Regions from separate parts of the Homo sapiens genome. Here region 2 is linked to region 1. Evidence: chromatin loops called from intact Hi-C (ENCODE). Cell type or tissue: natural killer cell. All regions are shown on one strand. Links, peaks and the distances in the headings refer to the core of each region. The heading gives the core; the rest is flanking DNA.

The links. Hi-C counts contacts between places; a loop is a spot of excess contacts. Peaks named below come from ENCODE experiments on the same cell type or tissue, not always from the same donor. Only the 100,000 strongest peaks of a DNase experiment are listed, where the experiment ranks them.
Region 2: it touches region 1 in a loop (7-fold over the local background); 3 of 110 quality-filtered maps call a loop at or near these places.

The regions. Positions count from the first base shown.
Region 1 is chr17:40,321,842-40,324,649 of GRCh38, reverse strand. The region is part of intron 1 of RARA (retinoic acid receptor alpha); the gene reads right to left. LOC105371934 (a long non-coding RNA gene) reads left to right here and starts at 2,126. Exons shown (of 2, transcript NR_189654.1): 1 at 2,126-2,318. In natural killer cell, for the core only: no CTCF peak of the experiment used is centred there; DNase peaks (open chromatin) are centred at 539, 1,649 and 1,979; H3K4me3 peaks cover 1,838 bases; H3K27ac peaks cover 2,500 bases.
Region 2 is chr17:39,768,687-39,771,494 of GRCh38, reverse strand. All of the region lies in intron 7 of IKZF3 (IKAROS family zinc finger 3), which reads left to right. Among named protein-coding and RNA genes, the nearest start is that of GRB7, 32 kb to the right of the region's middle. RefSeq lists a silencer at 1,031-1,100. In natural killer cell, for the core only: no CTCF peak of the experiment used is centred there; DNase peaks (open chromatin) are centred at 1,124 and 1,214; H3K27ac peaks cover 2,500 bases.

The DNA of each region.
Region 1 (2,808 bases), core at 283-2,782:
TTTCCCCAGCTACACAGAGCTGCAGGACCCCCACACGCCATAATCTCACCAGTGACTGGATACCAGGCAGAAAGGGTGACTGGACAATCCAAGCTCGGGGCAGTCCAGGTTCTAGGAGGAGGAAGTGGGGGTCTCTGCTGGTCAGGGCTGTGCTCCCAACTCCTCCATCCCCAGGGGCCATACCCCAGATCCCCCGGGGGACATGGTCAGGACCTCTGAAGCCCAGGGTGTCTGAGAGGTCCACGTAGAACCAGAACTGAAGCCTCCCTACTCCAAGCAACGAGTAGGTGAAAGGGCAGGGGGTAATTCAGGCCTCAAGAAGAGGGACCAACCCACAGGGAAGGAAAAAAAAAATGGGAAGAGGAAGAGATGAGCCTACTGAGGCCACAGCCAGACCACAGAAATGTGTGGACCATACGCAGGCAGCTCTGTTGGGTGAGGGACCAAAGGGGCACAGACAAAAGGGGACCCCCTAGCTTGGAAACCACCGACCTCACATCCAGCCTGGCACGGGGCTTTCCCCACCCTCACACCTTGGCAGCTGCCCCCTCACCACTACCTCCCCTCCATGCTACCAAGCAGGAAGCACAGCTCTCTCACAATGGGGGGACAGCTTACAGAGATACAGGCAGGGCCAGGGTGGGGAGATAGGCTGCAGCAGCCCTCACCCCTCCCCTCAGCTCAGCCCAACCCTGCGTATGCCATATTCTGAGTCCCAGGGCAAACTGCCAGCAGGACTAGATGGTACCAGCCCCCTCTCAGCATCCCACCCTGGGGACCCACGCTGCAGGGAATCCAGGAATACACCCCCCCACCAAGTCCTGCCTCAGGATATCCTTTTGGCTCTGACCCCAGACCAGGCCTGAGTCAGACTGTGCCCTGCCCCATACCCCCCCTCCGACCCATTGACCCCCCCCCAAGCAACTTCCTACTCCACACCCGCCTACTCAGTTGGGGCTAGAACTAGGGGGAATCTCTTCCCCTCACCATCCCCAGCTGAACAGGGAAGCCCACAGGTGGATAGGGATAATAGGTCACAGATCCCCATGGCCTTCCCCTTAGAGAAGAGCGCCTGCCAGACAAGGGAGAAGCGGGTGCAGGCTGTGTGTGCAGGGGAAGGCATAGTCTGCAGAGCCCCCACCTCCCCAGCCCCAAACACATGCAACCTAGGACCCTGCCCCACAGCCCCTTGACACTCCAGCCTGGAGTCCAGGAAGCCACAGAAACTCCCTGGGGAAGGTGGTTTCCATCAGAACACAGGATGGGAGCAGGCTCCAGAACTGTATATGAGGACAGATAGGGAGCACAGAGGTTCCCTGAATGGGCATCTCTATGAGCGAGAGGAACCCCGGCCAGAGGGGACAAGGGCTGCAAAATCAGTCAGACTCACAAAGTCACAGCCACGGTCAGGCACAGCCAGATGCGGTCACAGTCTCCCCAGCACTCAGTCTGAGTAGGTGGCAGTGACTCCTCCCCACAGACAGAAGTCTGGGGGGTCCTGGGGAATCTGGGGCATCAGAGACCACACACACTCAGCCTGAAAGGACCCCCTAGTCAAGTCCCCCAAGTACCCCCCCAGCCTGGTGGGGAGGGGTAGCTCCTTCCCCACAAGAACCAGGGGTAGTGCCCACGGCAGACATCACCATGGCAACCAACAACAAACATCCCAGGAACCACAGTGGGACAGGAAGTGACAGCCACGTGACAGGAAGACATTTTTTTTCTTAGTGTTGGGGGGGTGATGAAGATTGTTTGCACCCCCTGGGGAATCAGCTGTCCCCCAGGTTTCTCCTACCTGGAGCTGGAGGGAAGGGGGACCACTAGGAAGGGGGCCAACCCCTCCTTGATCTGCACAGTGGGTCACAGGACTGACAGGGCTCTCCCTCCCTGCCTGCCACTCATGGGTCCCCCCCTTAACCCCCCTCTTTTCCACTTCCTGCCGTGACTGGAGATCAGAGAACTCCCCACCGCAGCTTCCCCTTCTCAAGTCTCGATTCCTGGGCTGAAGGTTTCACTGTAGGGCGAGGGACAGAGGGAAGGAGGGCTGAGGACCTGCGGTAGGACCCAGGGGACAGAGGCTCCGGGGGGAGGGCCGGGATAAAGCCACTCCAAGGTAGGTGTGTACACACAGACACACAGCGAGTGGGTCACGGTGACACTGCCTGCGGGGTACAGTGACACATGGAGACTGCCTGACCTCAAGTAACTCTGTGGGGAGAGGGAACAGCCAGAGGACCCAGCCCCGGCGTGCCCCACTCTTGCCCTGTCCTGAGCCTCCAGGTTCATCTCCGGCATCTACTGGCCTCCAGGCAAGCAAGGTCCCAACTGTGCCTAGCCCCTGCCACCTCTCCCCTGCCACCTCTTCCCTGCCACTTCTCCCCTGCCTTTTGTGCTTGAGGAATCCCCCTCACTGCTCCAAGGTGCCCGCCCAGACGAGGGCACCTTGGCTGAAGGTGGGGGAATGGAACCTCCCTCCACCCCCCTCCCCTTCTCTGCAGATGTCCCAGACTATATTTAGCCCAAACCGGGCGGCCAGCCAGACCCAGACTCCCCACTGGCCCAGAGCTGAGCTCCCAGTTTTTAGGCAATTAAAACATTAACAGAGAACCACCCCCATCTACACACCCCCACACCCCTAGCCCTGCCAGGGCAGCACAGCTCTGAAAACTTGAAGGAGGGCAGCCCAGCTCTGCAGCCAGGGATGGGGGTGGGGGTCATCAGGCAGGACAGGGGCATCATCCATAAGATCAGGTTGACACTTGGAGTGGCGAAGGGGAAGTCTTCCCTTGTTCCGGCAGAAGGGAAAGG
Region 2 (2,808 bases), core at 39-2,538, 550 kb after region 1:
TTTTGTTCTACCATGTAGCATTAAGGATACTGATTTGTCATGAAATGATGTACATGCTGCATCTCCTCTAGTGGATTGCAATTTTGTTGTATTCCTCAAATCACCTAACCATGGTGCTAAGCAAATAATGGGAATAGAGTGCTTACACATGCCTGGCACTGCTAAGCACTTTATAGATATCATAACAACTCTGCACAGCATATACTTCTTGAGTGCATGTGCTGGTCCATGTGGAAAAAGCAGTTGCTGCCACTAAGCCCCCTTTCCCTCTGCTATGGGAACCATCACAGCAGAAAACCTGAAGTCACTGCTGGTGGTGGGGCTGTGCAGCCATGGGCAAGGTAGCAGCCAGGAAACATCAGTTAACACTCAAACATATACTGGGATATGTGGGCTCTTGGATTACATCCTGGTTCTCTGTTCACCAACTGGGCAATCTTGGAAAGTGAATCAAACTGTTTGTGCTTTAGGTTCTTCATCTAAGAGATGATAATTCATACCTTAAAAGGTATCATACAAAAATTAGCCAGGCATAGTGGCACGTGCCTGTAGTCCCAGACACTTGGGAGGCTGAGGCAAGAGAATCACTTGAACCCAGGAGACGGAGGTTGCAGTGAGTCGAGATCGTACCATTGCACTCCATCCTGGGTGACAGAGCAAGACTCTGTCTCAAAAAAAAAAAAAAAGTATCAACCCCTAATGGGCTGGTAAAATGAGACAGTATGCAAAGTATCTAGGATGGCACGGTGGATACAGCAGGGGCTCAATAAATAGTACTTATCATTATTGGGATTATTGTATATAAGGCACAGTGCAAGGTACTGTGAAATATAAAGACCAGAAGTAAACATATTAGGGTGGTGGGTCTTCCCCCTCAACCCTGCAGACAGAGTTCTGAATCCACTTGCTCAGTTAAGGGCCCTTTTAGCTCTAGCCTGTGATTCTGTACTTCCAAGTTGGCACTTAGAAGCCAACAACCATATGTCCTCACCACATTGCATCAGTTCAGGTCAGGTGGTTTCTTAGTTTAGAGTTAACAAAGCCAAGATATAAGACATTGACACCTTTAAAAAGAACCACAGGTAGGGAATGGCCCAACCAGGCAGCCTTAGTTTCTAAACTTAGGACTTGCTGTTGCCGTGTGTATTTTTGTTGGAAGAAGACCTCTAATTCAGCCTGAAGCTGGTATCATGAATCATTCAAAGGCGTGGTGTGATTTTGACTAGAAGCTGGACCAGATGCTCCGTGCAGGTTTGGAAGCAGTTACACTTTTGTGGTTTGACTAACCTTTTTTATGAGTGTGTTACTAAAGAAACGTGAGCTGTTGGCTTTTCAATTACTGTAGTTTACCCTTTCTGGGTTTCATACACATTGAGTCATCGTGTCTACAGGTGACTGATAATCATCTGCACTGCTCAAGTTACCGTAACTCAGAGACGAGGGGATCTGATGATTGCAAGTTGCATGCACGTGAACATCTGAGGCTGCCCCATCTCCTTAACAATGAACAATGGTCTGTGTTAACTACAGAATTCAGTCACATATTTCCACTCATCCAGGGGTTTATCTTCCTCTTAATGTTTTGCCTTTTACAATTTTAGCACTCAGCTGTTTTCTGACATATGCTGCAGGTGGTATAGATTGTGAAATTGTAGGCCTTGTTAAGTAAAGCAAACTCTTAGGAGAAAGGATAAAATCAGAGTTTGTGATGTGCCTACCCCACCCAGAAACCTTCTGGAGCCTCTCTGTTGGGTGAAAAGAGAAAAAGTTTCTCAAGGACCCCTGGTATTTAGGGAGATGAATAGAGGTGGCCACAGTGGAAAATAACCAATAACCTTAAAAAGGCCAAGAAACCGAAGTTCATCATTTCTGTGTCACATTCTAGGGAATGAATGTCTGTGACCTTAGCTGGCTCTCATGTTCTCAGTCTTCCAGATGGCCTTGACCAAAGATATATCCAATCTGGAAACTGAAAATAAAAAACATTGATTACTTTGGCCAAGGTCTACTCTGCTGTTGCTTCTCATTGAGTTTCCAAGACAGGGTATTTTCGTTTGCATATTTTTTTTCTCTCTCAGGTATTTCTCTGGAAACTATCAGGTTGGCCTTAAGGTCAGCTGCTTGTGGGGATGCAAAGACAAATTCATCTCATGGGAATAGATCTTTTAGCTGGTTCTTCTGGCTCCAATTTCTCACTGTTCTGGTCTGCCTTACACATTGCTGTTACGTTAACCACAAACCTGTCTTTCTCAAGGGCAGGTAGCCTTGGCTCTTGGTTCGGATTCACACCCTACAGTGGGCCATTCGGAATGCCCACCATTCGGTCCTACCATGCATTATCTTTTTTCAGTGTTTCCCCAAATGTAGGATGCAAATTGCCAGCAAGCACATGGAGCATTTAAAAACCTGGGTCCACACAGCAGGATAATTATTTTCTTTCCAGTTCTCTTTCAGTCTCCTGGATCATACTAAGGAGAAAAATTTAGACTTAATTTGATGCCAGTTGTCTTTAACACTAATCTCACACTTGGTAATCTCTGTTTTTAACAAAGGGGGAAGGGATCTTAGTCTCCAAGTACTCACAGTAGTATCCGATCAAAATTTAATGAAATGCTCTGTTTCATTGTCTTTATTTTTCATAGTTACCTTCTACTTGTGGAAAGTGATTCTGGTTTTCCGTTTATGTTAGTGATATAAAGTTTCCTTAAAAACCACATTTATTTTAGAAAAAGAAAAAAAGAAAGAAAATGTGAACCAAATCAAACAGAGGAAAAAAACCCAAGCATTTACCAAGTGTTTTCCATGTGG